2 separate regions of the Homo sapiens genome follow, and region 1 is linked to region 2. A link is a loop called in an ENCODE intact Hi-C map of the cell type or tissue named here. Cell type or tissue: endothelial cell of umbilical vein. All regions are shown on one strand.

Region 1 (8,000 bases), 84 kb after region 2:
GGATCTGACATAGCACCTGTACATGCATGTTTAGGTTTTGTAATAGAAATATGACAGAAAAGATGCTGAGTAGGAAGCTATGAAAAATACTCAAAAGCCAACCTCTTTATGGTAACCTCCTAGCTTGTTTAAATTACCATGCCTACCTCTTCTCCAGCCTTGTTCATTTTCTCAGCCACTTCCTTTTCCTGAACTTTGATTCTGATTTGATGCATGCATATACTGAAAAAAGTTTGCCACCAGTTTGGGGGTTTCGGGGGGTCAACTAGATTCTATGTTTACTTCTCAGTCCCATTTCCCTGGCTTCAACTACAATTCCTCTAGATGATAATGCTGGATACTGACCCTGACTATAGGGCCCTTTCCACAAGTGACTGCAAACACTCTCCCAATTCCAATTCCAAGCCAACCTTCATGCTCTCCTACCTCTATACCTTAGGTAGTGCATCCACCAGGCTTCTTCTTGCATTAAAATACCATTCTTTATATCTTGAAATAAAAGACTATCCCTCGAGGATATCTCATTTAGCTTCTGCTATATCTGGAGAATCTAAGAGTACCAAATTATGAATATTTGTCATTTTCACCCCTTCACATCAGAATAAAATCCCATATACAATAAAAAGGAAAAAAATGTTTTTTACTTTTATGTAATTATAAAACACCAGAGAAGAGAAATTTTTGTCTTATTCTATAAAATAATTCAAAGAATTTTAAAGAAATGATTCCGTTGACCAGACCATAACATAGAAAGATATTATGGATAGTTATATTTATAAGAATGTGTCTCATTCAATATTTAAAACAAATCTGCACATTATTATTCTGATAATCTAATACTAAAAGCTTCATTTATGATACTATGTGCCATTTAAAGGAACTTTTCAGAATACATGCAAAGTAATTTAGCTTATAAATTAAGAATTGCTTAGCAAAGTTGTTTTTTTCTTTTTTTATTAACAGTTTAAACTGCTGGATCAGCCCTTAAATACAAAGTAAGTTCAATAATATATAATTTCCCCCCAATTTAAAGGGGATTACAGTATTGAAACTGAGAAAAACAAAACTATAAAAAAAATCGAATTGTAATATCCTATGTAATTGCCTTTTTGAGTTGTTAGTAATATTTCTATCTTAGAAGTTTAGCTAGATAGGCCGGGTGCTGTGGCTCACGCCTGTAATTTCAGCACTTTGGGAGGCTGAGGTGGGCGGATCATGAGATCAGGAGATCGAGATCATCCTGGCTAACACAGTGAAACCCCGTCTCTACTAAAAATGCAAAAAAAAAAAAAATTAGCCGGATGTGGTGGCGGGTGCCTGTAGTCCCAGCTACCCAGGAGGCTGAGGCAGGAGAACGGTATGAACCCAGGAGGCGGAGCTTGCAGTGAGCCGAGATTGCACCACTGCACTCCAGCCTGGGCAACAGAGACTCTGTCTCAAAAAAAAAAAAAAAAAAAAATTTAGCTAGATAATCTTTTATATTCTATTGGCAAATAAAATATAAATGATACTGAAACACTTGTCAAGCCTCTTAAAGTTTTGCTTTTCCTGAGTTTTATTACGAAATTAATAGAGTATATATAAATAAATATACATATATACACACAAACACACATATTTATACACATGTATACAATGTATATATGCATACATATCTTCATCTTATGCTTTATGTAAGTGCTTACAAATAGTACCTAGATATTGCTCTGTGCCCTCAGTTAATGTTGTGTGTTGCGTGGTATATTATAGTAAAAGTACAAATGGTCTTTGAATAAGAAAATCTGGGTTCAAACCCAGTAGGCCGTTTTCTGCCTTTACCTAAGCACAAACTAATATGCTTTCAATACTCATCTGTAAAATGAGGATAGTAACTCCAACCCAGCAAATAGACTACACCCAAATATAACTGCGTCTTGTGGAAGCATGCAGTCATCATGAATTGTATATTATTATTTATAGTTCACTAACTACAATGTAAAACATCTCTGGAAGATAAAATATTCTTCTGTGTGTTCACACTATATTTATCCTTAAGTTTTTTTCAAGATTACAATTCAGATCATGTTATACCAAGCAAATTCTAGCATTCAGATCCTTAATATGACACTAAAAAACAGCTGGAAGTTACCATATAGTATCAACAATTACCATTTGTGAAAACCATAGCACAATTCTAATATTTAAAAATCATTATCAGAACTATCATACAACTTTAGACATTTCAATACTGTACTGTTTCTTCGTTGCTGTGATAGATTATTAATTGAAAAAAAAGGTGAATAAGTATTTTTGCTTACCTTCTATTCAACATAAGAATAACATACTCTAATTCACTGAGCATACAAATTAGTATAGCTCTTTTTGAGGACAATTTGCCTGTATAAAAAATGTAATTATTTATTAATGACCTCCTCAATTTCAAATTAATCTATTGATATGTTTATAGACAAGGCACCCCACAAGAAATGATAACATATAATTTACCATCAGTAGAGGACTTGTTTTAAGAAGTCTTAAGATATTTGTGATTTGAGTGTTAAATTAAGTAAGCAGGAAGCCATCAACCTGAGGCTGTCTTCTTACACCGAGTTCCTACGTAATGAACTACAACCTTACTTAGTATATACATAAACGAACTAAATCTTGATTTAGTATTATAACAGTTTCAACCAATCACAGATAGCCAACTCATCATGGCTGTTAAGGTGGGCGTGATAGGGCATATGCCAGTTGTAGTCAATCAGATAATTTTTCTATATGGCTTCAACTCTGCTTAATTTATCTAAAGTTTTTCTTCTAACATGAGAAAAGCAAAATACATAATAGCATCTATGGATGTGATGCTTTTTGGCAAACAAAAAAAAATCATGACGTGTGTGCTTATAAGTTCATACTTTTATTTGCATGTGTATTTTGAAATATAACAGGAAAATATTCATAGTAGTTACCTATGGAGAGAGGGACTGGAGAGGCGAGCAAGAAAAGTTATCTCTTTGCTTTTTGTCTGTACATGTGGTTTGAAATCTTAAAACTGTAAATTTTATATTTTAATGGTGAAGAAAATATATGAACATTATGATCATTTATTTCCTTCATGCATTCTGTGTTAAACGTCTCATAAATAATGCAACTGTTGAATTCACCAACTCTTGTTTATCCTGTGTTTGTGGTATAAAATGTCATTTCATGGGAGCAGAAACCAGTCCATTTACCTTTGGGTGCTTCTGTTTAAATAGGTGGGAAGAAAACCTTATTGAATATTTTCAATCTATAACACTAATTATGCAATATTTTCAAAATATATTTTGGATAAAAATAAAATTACCTAAAACTTTTATTGGATAAGGACTGAATTATGTAAGAATCATAAATTTAGGTATGCCAATGAGAGTCTAAATTGACAGCCTTGTCTGGTTCTGAAAAAAAAATTGCTCTAAATCATTTTTGGAAACCATAGATGATAGATGATAATGCTGTTGAGTCTGGTTCTGTGAACACTTCATCTTGTGAAAGTTCTGAGCAGTAACTGGTAATTAGTATTAGAGGCTTTATCATTCTTCCTGAGCAAATTATCAGAAAGAATGCTATATTTTCTGAATGAAATCACCAATTAATCATGCCACTGAGCTTAACTGTACCACTAGTGAAGACATACAAATATGGTGGGAATGTTTCTTTTTAAAAGACTGTTGAATACCAAAATCTAGAATTACATGAGCTGAGCATACAATGTGAAAGTACGAAGTCCTAAAACGGCATATCACAAATTTCTGTTTCAAAAGGAAAGGTGGGAAGGGTATCTATACTTGAATATCCTAAAAAACTCAAACATTATCAAAGTAATTACAGAAAACTGAGTCATTTATTTAGGGCAATTCAACATTTTTAAATAAATTAGGAATTATTAACTACCACATGCTTGTTGCCACACAGAATAATCAACTAAAATTCAATAATCTTTGTTGAAGTAGCTTGTACTCATTTTGCATTAATATGCAATTAAACATAAACATTGATGTTACATGATCTTATATGATTTTTTGTGTACCAGATCATGTACTCTTACTTAGTGTGTCCATGTGTGATATGTGTAAAGCAGTTTTTCTTGATGCAAACATGCATCGCTTTTTACTAGATGACAGTTTTTAGAGAAAAGGCATGGAGTTTTAGAATTAAAACCTACTCAGTGTTCTTTGCAATCTGCTGTGGGTATCCAAGAAGGGCCAGACCCTTCTTATGTTTTCAGGAGAGAAAACAATTAATTAGCAAGTTCCAATATGTTTCCAAAACTAAAGCTAGGATAGGGTGGATGACCTGGTACCAAGATACCCCTGAGGGCCCGACGGCTTCCTTTTATATGCTGATGGGTTTCATTATGATTCTTACAGAAAGAAGCCAGACATTTTTAGGCTAGACTGCATATGGCAGGTTAAACCAATAATCCTCTTTTGTATTTCCCATAAATCATTTTCAAAGTTAAAATTGTATTTGCAGTCTATATACTGAATGTCACTGTATGTGTCACTATATTAATAAGTCGGCTAACTATTCTCTTGGATTAGTATTTATAAAGTAGCAATATGTCTTTTAGTTTTCTTAGATATTTAGAAAGCACAGGCTTATTAGATTTCTAGTGATCTAATCCTGAGTACAACATAAGGAATCATTGCACATGCATATATAGAGGATTAAACCACTTTGGAAATATTAGATAATATATATTTGGTTCATTATAAATCTTGTAGGATTCTGTATTACCTAATAAATAATGGAATCTTCCACATGTGTTTTCAGTATTAGTTTATTCCAAAGGGATCCTTTAACTTTTAAACATATAAGATAAACTTTTAAATGGTTTGATTACAAACTCTAAATATATTGACATTGATTTGTGAATATCTTCTCCCTTTTAAATGCAATATACCAAGAACTCAATAAAGCCATAGAGGGTCTTCACTTGCAGGTTCTGCTGATGACTCGAATATAATAAAGAACATGTAATAATGATACAGTGAAAGAGTTAACCCAGATTTGTTTCTTCTGTACATTTGATTTTGAAAAGGCAATTAACTTCTCTTATCTATAAAATATCCTTAAAGAATCTTATGATTCCTCTTAATCATACCATTTAAATTTGTCTGTTTTAAAGAAAAATACAAATTTAGGGCATGACATTGCAAACAGCCTAAGCAACCTTGTCTCCATTTAATCTGTTCTCATTAGTGGCAAATAAATAAGAAACACCAGTGTCTATCAGATGTCAGCATTATAGCTCTAAAATATAAACTTGGTATTTTTAGGTAAAGCATGATGAATAGCAGAACTAAAATATCTAAAGGGGTGAAACCAGTAAGGCAAGAATCATCAAGAAGTAACCAATAGGTAACAGAGAAAACATAAAGCAGAGTTCCTTTGCAGATAAAATTCTTCATTCATTAATCAAAGTTTATCAAATGCTGTTAAATGACAGACAATGTGCTATGTTTTGTAGACAATACGTACAGACTAGTGAGACAAAAACACTAAAACGGTAAATGACTAAAAATAGTTTTAGGTGTCTACTCAAAAAGTTTATAACTATAAGAACATGCAATAGAGAACTACAGGCAATTTGGACTATAACATTGAACGCAGAAACTTGTTTGAGAACAAGTACAAAGTGATTCTGCTTTCTCCTGCAGAATGAGGATGCACAATTGCTGGTGCTAGGTTTGACTTAAGAACCAGATAAAGGGAAGTACAGAGATTATTATGTTAAGTTCTTATGGAATGATGATACAAGCAAAAGTACAAGACAACAGTGTTCAGGAAAGAATTGATTATCATTCTTAAGTCTGAAGGACCCTAAATAAATAGAGAGGGCAATTAGCAGCCGAGTGTCCTTGGAGGCAAAAAAAAAAAAGAAGGAAAGAAAAAAATAAATCTTGCCAAATATTCACGGTAAATTACCCTAATTTGTGTAGCTACTTCATTCCTAGGAATTTTTGAATCCTTAGCTAAATGAACCAGAAAAATGCAGTTTTCTCCCGCTTATCTGAAATCCAATGGAGTAAATGATTGAAAAGAGATTAGGCTGTAGTGCTAAGCAGAGGTCAATAATGATTACCCTATACTTTTTTATGTAATTTGAATTTTATCTGGAGAGAAATGAAGAACATTTGAATGGCTTTAATGAGAAAGTATCATGATATCATCTAAAATTTATGTGAGCAAGGCTGAAGTGGGAAGAAGTGATTGGAACACAATATTAGAAATGATTAAGCAATGAAAAATGGTGGCCATGAGCCTCATAATTGGTAGTGGTTACAGGGTAAGAGAAAAGGTGGAGAATCAAAAAGATATTTAAGTGGTTGACTAGAAGGACTTAATGACTGGCTAAGAGAGAGGAAAACACTTAAGGTTTAGTCTGGGCAAATGGTTAATGTTGGTGAGTTTAAGAAATCTGGAAGACCTTAGCAGGTAGAAGGCCATGAGACATATTTATTTTGGTGCACTGAAGTGGCTATGTGAGTGGTTATGTTCAAACTTCAATTAAAAATATAACTAAAAAAAGAAAATTATTAAAGAATAATTGAATGATTACACTGGAGAAAATAACTGGGAGATCATGGGCACTGAATGGTAACTGCAATCATAAAAATGGATGAAGTAGTCCAGATGGAGCATGGACCGTTGACAAGAAAAACCAGAACAGAACCCCACAGAACAAAAGTGATTGTGGAATGTGAAGAAAACAGGAACTGACAAAGAAAACAGGAATGCCACAGAGTTGGGGGTACGAATCAGGAGAATGATGCCACCTGTTAACAAAAGATATTGTTTCTAAAAATAATGATGTAAAAGAATATTATTAATATTATTTTAATATCTTATTAGTGGGTATTATATTTCATTATTCTTATATTATTATTGTATTCTATATTACTCTTATATTATTATCATGTGTATTGGGATGGCTAAAATAAAAGTATTGGTGAGACTATGGAAGCACATTTAATGTAGTAGGCACTATACTAGAATCAGTTAAAACGCAATAGAAGGAAGTGGAGAAAGCCATTGTAGGAACCTCCTTCGAGAATTATTTGTTTCATTTTGGGTGGGTTCTACTGATAAGTCTACAATTAATTAATCTTTTCTTTGTCTACATCTAATCTGCTGTTTATCCCAGTCTGTATATTTTTCACCGGACGCGTTTTGGTTTTTATATCTGGGACTTCAACTTGGGCCTTTTTAAAACATATTTTGTGCCTCTGCTTAACACTTTGAACATATATAGTTGTTGCAATAATTATTTTAATATATTTATCTTCCAATTCTGTTTCAGCACTGGGTATTAATTATGTAATTGCCACACTACCCTGAATGCACCCAATGTATTATCTCATTATGGGTCATATGTTCCTGCCTCTTTGCATGCCTATCTTGAATTGTATGCCAGACATTGTATATTTTATCTCATTCAGTGCTGGATATTTTTCTCTCATAATAAATCCACTTGGGCTTTGTTCTGGGACATAGTTTAGTTACTTGGAAATGGTTTGATACTTTCAGGTCCTGATATTAAAATTTGCTAGGTAGGATCCATGCAGTGCTCATCAATAAGTCCCCACTGCTGAAGCAAGAGTGTTCTGTGTATTCTACCCCAAACCACCTGAATCTGAAGGTTTCCAGTGTGGTTGATGTGAACAGGCACTATTCTCAGCCCTGTGTTAGCTCCAGACACTACTATCTCTAATCCTTTGGGTGGCTTGTTTCAAGCTTTAGGTAGTTTTCTCAGGTATTCACACTGATCGGTACTCAACTGGATCCTTGACATCTCTAGAGCTTTCTCTCCGTATGGCCTTCTTCTGCAGCACTCTGTCCTAGGACATCTATGCATCATGGTCTCTTCAGGACGTCAATTCAGGGAGCCAGTTCAGCTTTGCCTGGGATACTCCTCCCTGCACCACTGTCTACAAACTCTTTAGGCAGTAACCTATTTCAGGCAGGAAGGTAAATAC
Region 2 (8,000 bases):
ACCCAGAATAAACATGTAATTGGTCAGCCAATTGTGTACAATTTTCAGAATGAAAAAAAGAATATTAATACTTCCATTAGGAAAACAGATGTAAAGAGGGTCTGTCCTGGACTGAGACACATGCTTATTCCAATGAACTGGTCTATCTTTGGCTAGAAAGCAAAATGGTCAAGTAATGGCAATAGCTTGAAAAAAAATCAGGGACCATCCATCAAATTATATAACCTAAATTTTAAATGATCACAGAAAATAACTTGAACATATTTCAAATGTTTAGCATTTTTAAAAGATCTGATATCCACTTGTAGGGAGAGTCTGTAAGTAACCAAAGAACCTCAAAAATCTAGACTATTCCTTAAATCTCATGCACATTAAGCTTCTCATTGTCTGTTTGAAATAAATGGGGAGGACACAGAGGCCTTCACATAATCACTAAATGACAAAGAACAGATGTGAACCATTTACGGGTAAATGTGCACACTGGCAAAGAAAAAACACAATAAAACAGCATGCATTGAACCAACCAGATTGGCTTTTAAATGACTCATACTTGTGTGATTGCTAAAGACAGCAAAAAAAATTAAAAAGCTCACTTGACTAGGGCTAATACACTTCAGTTACTTTAAATTAACCACTAATCATGCCTTTTTCTTGTGCATTTCTTTTTGACAGCCAAATTGAAATATGCCTTTTTCTGAATTTATAAGAACAAAAACAACTAATGAATCGCCTGTTAGGTCATTATTGGTTTTGCAACCAACTGTTCTTCTGGATAAAAGTACCCTTTCTTAATTATAAACTGTCTATTCAGAATCGCTTCTGAAGTTCAGAGTCCTAATTAATGTTATATTTAGTGATCCTTACAAATTGCTTCTTGTTTTATGTTAGTATCCTTTTTATATTTTGAAATAAAGCAGGAATCATCTCTTTAAAGTAAATCAGAAGTGTACCTTTAAGCCACAGTTGCTGAGCAGGCCAACTCTCTTTCTTCCGATTATCTTCAAACTCACCTCTACTATGGTTCACACTATCCCTAACATATAATCCATCCAATTGACTCACTCTGCAGTAGCATAGCTATTACTTCTCATGCCAAACATAGGTATTGGTGCCCAATTATATTATCACTTCTTGAAAGCAAAATCAGGTCCTGACAAATGGCCTGTAACTTTGAGGTTGCATCTGAATTTGGGTGTGTGACAACAGAGAAAAGCTAGTAGCTCATTTTTTTGATTTACGAAAATGAAGACAAGGCCAATCTTTTCATGAGTTTCTATTGTTTTGTTGCATCATAGTTTTAGCATGGTTTCAAATTTCATGTAAGAGGGTAAAATATAGCCATGTAAAACAATTTAAGGAAAGGACAATTTTTAAAGATAGGATAGAGATACGGAGAGTATAGATTAAAAGGATGAGAAATTAAACTCAGAGAAGTTAATTATAGGGAGACTACTACAGACTGATTATTCTCAAATGTGATCTCATACCAGCACAAATTACCACATTTCTGGCAACTTGCTAAAATTAAAATTCTTGAGCCTTACCCCAAACTTCAGAATCAGAAATTCGTGGAGGGGCCTTATAATCACTTTTAAAAGCCCTCTAGCTGATTCTGAAGGATGCTAAAAATTTCAGAACCACTGCAATAGTGATATGATTTGGCTCTGTGTCCTCACCCAAATCTCATGTTGAATTGTAATCCCCACTGTTGAAGGAGGGAACTGAGGGAAGTTGATTGGATCATGGGGGCCGAATTTCTCACCTTGCTGTTCTTGTGATACTGAATGAGTGCTCAAAAGATCTGGTTGTTTGAAAGTGTGTAGCACTTCCCCCATCACTCTCTCTCTCTCTCTTTCTCTCCCATGGTAAAGACATGCTTGCTTCCCCTTCACCCTTACACCATGATTGTATGTTTCCTGAAGCCTCCCAGCCATGTTTCCTGTATAGCCTGCAGAGCTGTGAGTCAATTAAACCTCTTTTCTTCATAAATTACCCAGTCTCAGGTAGTTTTTTATAGCTGTGTGAAAATGGAGTAATACAAACAGATATGTAGTTTTCAATCCAAATAAATGGAAAAAAATTTAATCAGTTACTAAGTAATATGTTTTAATATCTTAAGGAAGTATGTAGGTAAAGGTGGTAAAAAAGTAAATTCATGTTTACATTAAGATTTTTTAAAGTCCAAGGTAATTTCTCTAAATAGAAAGTTGCATTGCTCAACTTCAAACAGATTCATACAAGTGAGCTGGAAGCATAGAAATTTAGATATTTTAAAGAAGAATAATTTGAACAATCATCAGCTAATTGTTTCAATTAAATAAAATCACAATAGAAACTTAATATAATCATCCCATCCATGCTCCCATTTGATCTTCATAACAAACCTGGAAAATGTATAGGGCACATATTTATTATTTTTCTACACTTATAGAGAAATGCATTTACTCAAGATTCTCTAGCTCTTAAATGTCCAAGCTCTGAAACCACACATTTCTCATTTTAATTCAAGTTTTCTTCCTCTTGTTTCCACCTGCACACCCACCCATATGGCAGGCACCATGCTAAGAACTTAGTTTTTGCATAGGAGAAATATGGGGTAAAATCTTTCACTCTTTTGTAGAAAATATTAAACTGGAAATATATACAAAAACTACTTTATAATCCCTTAAAAATCAAAAAACCAAAGGATATCTTCAAGATTATTACAACCCAGTTAGGTCAGTAATATTTAGACACATAGACATGTATGAACAGTGTGCATGAGGGAAAATAGTCAAAGCTGTATGTATTCTAGAGAATGATGCTAAGTAGAATCAGAGCAAGAGGAGGCTTTTCACATGCTTCATCCAAATTCCAAATCCCTCATGATGAGGCAAAGCCAAACTTAAGCCAAATTGATAATGTGTCATTATACCTGTGCTCATGCAGCTCTCCTTCCAAAATCTTCAACCACTTCTCTCATATCACCAGGGCCTCTTATGAAGATGCCCTTCTGACACATCATTTCTGTAATACATAGTCTTCTCCCAAGACTTTGAGAGTACTAGACAAGCAATGGATTTAAACCAAGTTGGAACATAATGAGTAAACATATATCCACGTAAAAACATTCTATTTATTACATTCTATTTATTTCTAAAGGATATCAACAAGAAAAAAATTGATAAATAAATGCAGCTAATTTAATACACCATGATATTTTTAGGAGGTTGTAGCCTTTGTGAGTCTAGTGCTGAGCTAGACATTAAGATTCAAAAAATAATTAAAAATGACTGACCTGAAAGAATTCTTAGTCCAGCAAGAACCAAAGCCATAGAGACAGCAACAAACCTACCAGACAGGTTTATCAGGAGACAAATAACTATGTTGAAAATTCTAAAGAAGCAGCAGAAGTAAATTTATGCTATTAAGGGGAAAGCTCCATGACTTAGGAGTTATGGAACTTTAATCATTTATGTAGCTATATACAAAGATTATTTCAGGCAGCTCTGATACCTTTATTAAAAATACAGGAGTAGAAAAATCCATGGTATCTTTGGGCACAACAAGGTGAACTACTTAGCTGGAACAAAGTCTTTCCATGGGGGAAAGTATCAATTAAGAATTTGTGCTAGAACGGGCAGATGATAATTCCTTCTATAAAAATATAGGTGCAAATAGGGATATAATCTCAAAATGGCAGCATTTCCAAGTAATTACTCTAGAAAAATGCAAGAAAGCTGAGTGATATCATACCTAGACCTCATTAAAATACAGAAGGACAGTACAGGTAATCTAAAAAAAAATGTCCAGTGCCCAAGGAAAAATAATTTAAGAATGGAGGAAAACATGAGGCCACCATGTTAGTGCGAGATCAGAGAGGCTCTTATGATAACAACATGAAATAATAGGGAGTGATGCTGTTAGGAAAGGTAGACTTGTACATGGAGGCTTCAGACCCCCACCCAACTACGTAAGAATGAGCTTTGGTCCATGCCTATGTCCTGAATGGTATTGCCTAGGTTTTCTTCTAGGGATTTTATGGTTTCAGGTCTTACGTTTAAGTCTTTAATCACCTCATTATCAACAGACTAACGCAGGAACAGAAAAGCAAACACTGCACATAAGTGGGAGTTGAACAATGAGAACACATGGACACAGGGAGGGGAACATCACACACCGAGGCCGGTGGTGGGGTGGGGGGCTGGGGGAGGGACAGCATTAGGAGAAATATCTAATGTAGATGACAGGTTGATGGATGCAGCAAACCACCATGCATGTGTATACCTATGTAACACACCTGCACGTTCTGCACATGTATCCCAGAACTTAAAGTATAATAATAATAATAATAATAATAATAATAATAATAATAAAAGAATGGGCTTTGGGCTTTGATTCTTCCTTACTAAGAGATACAGTCTGTGCTGGACTTGCTTTGTGTCATATGGCACCTAGCCAACACCACTGCTGTATTTGTCCCCTGTGAGGAAGGGGTGGAGATTTGGTCTTTTGTTTTTCAGCAGAAGAGGGATGTGTGCAGGCCAATGGCCTTGAGTCAGCTACTGGGAGAGGCCCTCTGGCCATGGAGGACTGACACCCACTACTAAAGCTGATCTTGCTCTGTTTTTTCTCTATGTGTGTAAAGCTTTGTTCATTCCAGTGCTTGACTGAATTATGTTTTCCTTGAGGACTCCATTACCAAGATGCAGTGAGAAGAGGTGTTTGGGCCTCTACTCCTGGTGATAGGCAATAGATATCACTTGCTTGACAGATGCCAAGTAGAATAGCTTCCCATGACATACTCAAGAGTCAGAAACTTAATATGAGAAAAAAAGTGCAGCTTTAAATCGGCATGCATTTTACCCCAAATTCATAATTAAATAAATATTAATACTATTAGTATATGTAAAAATAAAAAGATTCTATACAGTTACTACCCATGAATACAAAAAGGGATGAAATGATTTTAATATTTACTTTTTATTTATCAACTTATTTTTGAGATGCCTGAAAGCATAATTTTTGTTGTGAAAAATTGAGTGATGCACGGCAGCCATTACACGGTACCTCACTGGCATTCCATAAATATGATTTGAATAAACATAAATGAATAAATGAAGGAATTATTGATCTGACCAACAATATAAAAATAGAGTAGAAAGGAAACTCTATAAAATGACATTCTACATAAACATTTACTATGATGAATCTTGTTAAAATTTTTATGAGATCTACACTTCAGTTACCAAGTAACTATCTTCTATCTTTTCATCCAGAGTTTGTTACACAGCTGCTTCCAGTTCCTCACCACATATATGTTGTGTTAGCTATGTAGGAGTTATTGGAACAGACAAATGACCTCTTTTGGTAATTGTGTTATGTGGTAATGTCAATTCTGAGTTTGCCACAGCAAGTACTAAGGGCTAATACTTTTGATTTTTTCTCTGCCAAAAAAGCATTCAATATGTGGCTGCTTTCCGGTGAGTGTTCCTGAAAGGTATCAAATTTCTTTAAGGAAAACTTAAGAAAGAATGGCAGGGAAGTAATATTTAAATCGATTTTTAAGTGATTTTTTTTCCTGTGATCAAAATTAGTCAAAATTAGTGAAGGCTGGAATATGGGATGTTCTCATAATGAATCATGATTTCCTAGTCATTGTTTCCTGTAATCGTGGTTTATTTAAAGTTTTTCTAAAATTTTAAAGTCCTCATTAAATTATCTCATCTGCATCATCACAATTTCTGTATCAGAATATTAATTGCCAAAACTTCTAAAGTCTTTGTTCTTTTGCATCTTTAAATGCTATGGGGAGAGTGTCTTCTCTATGTCTAATTTATGACAATCCAAATAAAAGTTATCAGATTTATTTCCCCAAATTGCTTGCATCTGATATCTTAGAGTACTTGCACTGGTTTCCCCTCCACAGCCAGAATTACAAAGACAAAAGCTTTTTGTTAGCTACCTTCAATCCCTTGTGATGTTCACTTGCTTAATAAGCCAGATGATTTTTTTTTTACTTCCTACCTAATTAACACTTTCTCTTTAGCATTTGCTCTTGGGAATTGCAGAAAATTTAGTAGAATAAAAAATTTAACAAACATCAGAAAAATATGATTAGATATACTGTTTTTACCACCAATCTATATATCAGGGGAGTAAAAACTATGTAATTTTTGAAAATACTATGTTAATAAATATGAGTGTTTATTTTATTCGTAGTGTCTATAAAAATAGTTAATATAACATTTTAGTTTAGGACCATATTTATCACACTAGATCATAACTTTTATAAGTGCTTATATTCCTCAAAAGATTATTACAGAAATTAATCATAACAGAATATATTAGATGATAACTATTTCCTAATATTTAAAAATTCCACCTTTCCTGTTCTTCATCTGCATGTTTGGTTTGAGATTAAATTTCAGTATTATGTAGAACTCCACAGGCAACCAAATACTATGTAGGATATTTTATTTTAATTTTCTATTTTGTGAAGATGAATCCAGTTTTCGATCCACTTAGATATGTTATAAGTTAGGTTATCCCACAGGATTTGCATTATGTTAAGCGGTACGACTATGAGAAAACTGAGACTTCAAAAGAATTCTTGCCCTTGGCGTCTCAGGTTTCATCACAGGAGCCATTATTCATGGAATATCATTATTTTTGGCTTCTATTTAAGCTTATCTCTTTGTCCTTGATTTTTAAAGCAATGATTTCTTTCTACAAGGGCCAGAAGTATTTATCTGGCTTTTGACTTACAGTATCTGAATCATGTTCTGCTTTAGTTTTCCAGAGACTCCCATTTTTAGCTTTGATTATTGAAGAAGAAGGTATGTAATATTCCCATATAAATATGGCCCTTTAATAATTAACATTTTGATCTTATTGGCTTATTTCAACTAAAATTTTGTATAGCTTCAAGATTGCAAATTAGTTCAGGACTTTCAGATTTTACTGTTGTTCTTGGAGAGTCAATACACCTATAAGCGGATTTTTCAAATGAAATTTAACTCTGAAATATGTAGATCCTTTGTGAAAATGGTTTAACTATTTCAGATATGTTCTTCATCAGAAATTGTGGCTTTACTTTTACTAAGCAGGTCAAAATGTAGTATTAGTGTTACATTTGATGAAATGTAAATAGAATAGTCTAGGCAAGAATGTTAAATATTTGCTTCCTGGCTTAAAATTATAACCCTATTTTTAAAAAACTAGCTATTAAGTCATATTTTAAAAGGAACACATTTTCTCAATGATAGGCAAGGAATTTGTGTTTAAATGTAATTGATGAGAAAGCACTATTAGAATATTAGTTCATATATTGGGCAATTGTGCCAGGGCTTTGAAGTGCTTCTTGGCTATTAACTTTGTGATAACTCTTTCTTCACTAAAAAAAAAAAAAAAAAGAAAAGAAAAACAGACTGGAAGTACTGTCACCAGGCAGGCTCTTAAGTGTCCAAGGCAAACTATTTTAAGTTACAACAAAAAGAGGGAAACATTAATAATTCTACAAGCAGTTTGACTTGCTATATGTCATAAGAAAATTATTTTCTACCCGACAGTGCCAGTATTTGGGGTAGAGTAAAAGAGAACTATCTTATAAAGTCTATCTTATTAAAATAAATTATTCATTAATTTGTGATTTGGAAAGGAAAACAAGTATTCCTGGTTTATTTAAAAACAGGAAAATTTTGATTTGCGTATTCTATAAAAATAGCTTACTTATATTTAATTACTATATTTTTTATATTTAGTAAAATAGCTTACTATATTTAGTAAAATAGCTTGCTATATTTAGTTGCTATATGTTTCAAGTTCTCATAAAAATAATTCAATAAAATAAGTCATTTTTTATGACATTTATATTTGACCTTTACATAGAGGCCTCTTTGATCATTACAACTTGGTTTACCTGGTACTAACCTTTTACCACTATATATATTCTTTTATGCTTTTCATTTCACGTATACTTTCTGAGTACCTAGTATAAAAGATATTATGACATGTATGTT

The links. A loop is a pair of places that touch in the nucleus more often than their neighbours do. Peaks named below come from ENCODE experiments on the same cell type or tissue, not always from the same donor. Only the 100,000 strongest peaks of a DNase experiment are listed, where the experiment ranks them.
Region 1: a loop joins it to region 2, with 2.1 times the contacts of the local background. A loop is called at or near these places in 2 of 110 quality-filtered maps.

What each region holds. Positions count from the first base shown.
Region 1 is chr10:55,453,343-55,461,342 of GRCh38, forward strand. It overlaps a transcript of PCDH15 not described here. Among named protein-coding and RNA genes, the nearest start is that of PCDH15, 660 kb to the left of the region's middle. In endothelial cell of umbilical vein, no CTCF peak of the experiment used is centred here; no DNase peak of the experiment used is centred here.
Region 2 is chr10:55,369,770-55,377,769 of GRCh38, forward strand. It overlaps a transcript of PCDH15 not described here. Among named protein-coding and RNA genes, the nearest start is that of PCDH15, 570 kb to the left of the region's middle. In endothelial cell of umbilical vein, no CTCF peak of the experiment used is centred here; a DNase peak (open chromatin) is centred at 4,542; H3K27ac peaks cover 1,001 bases.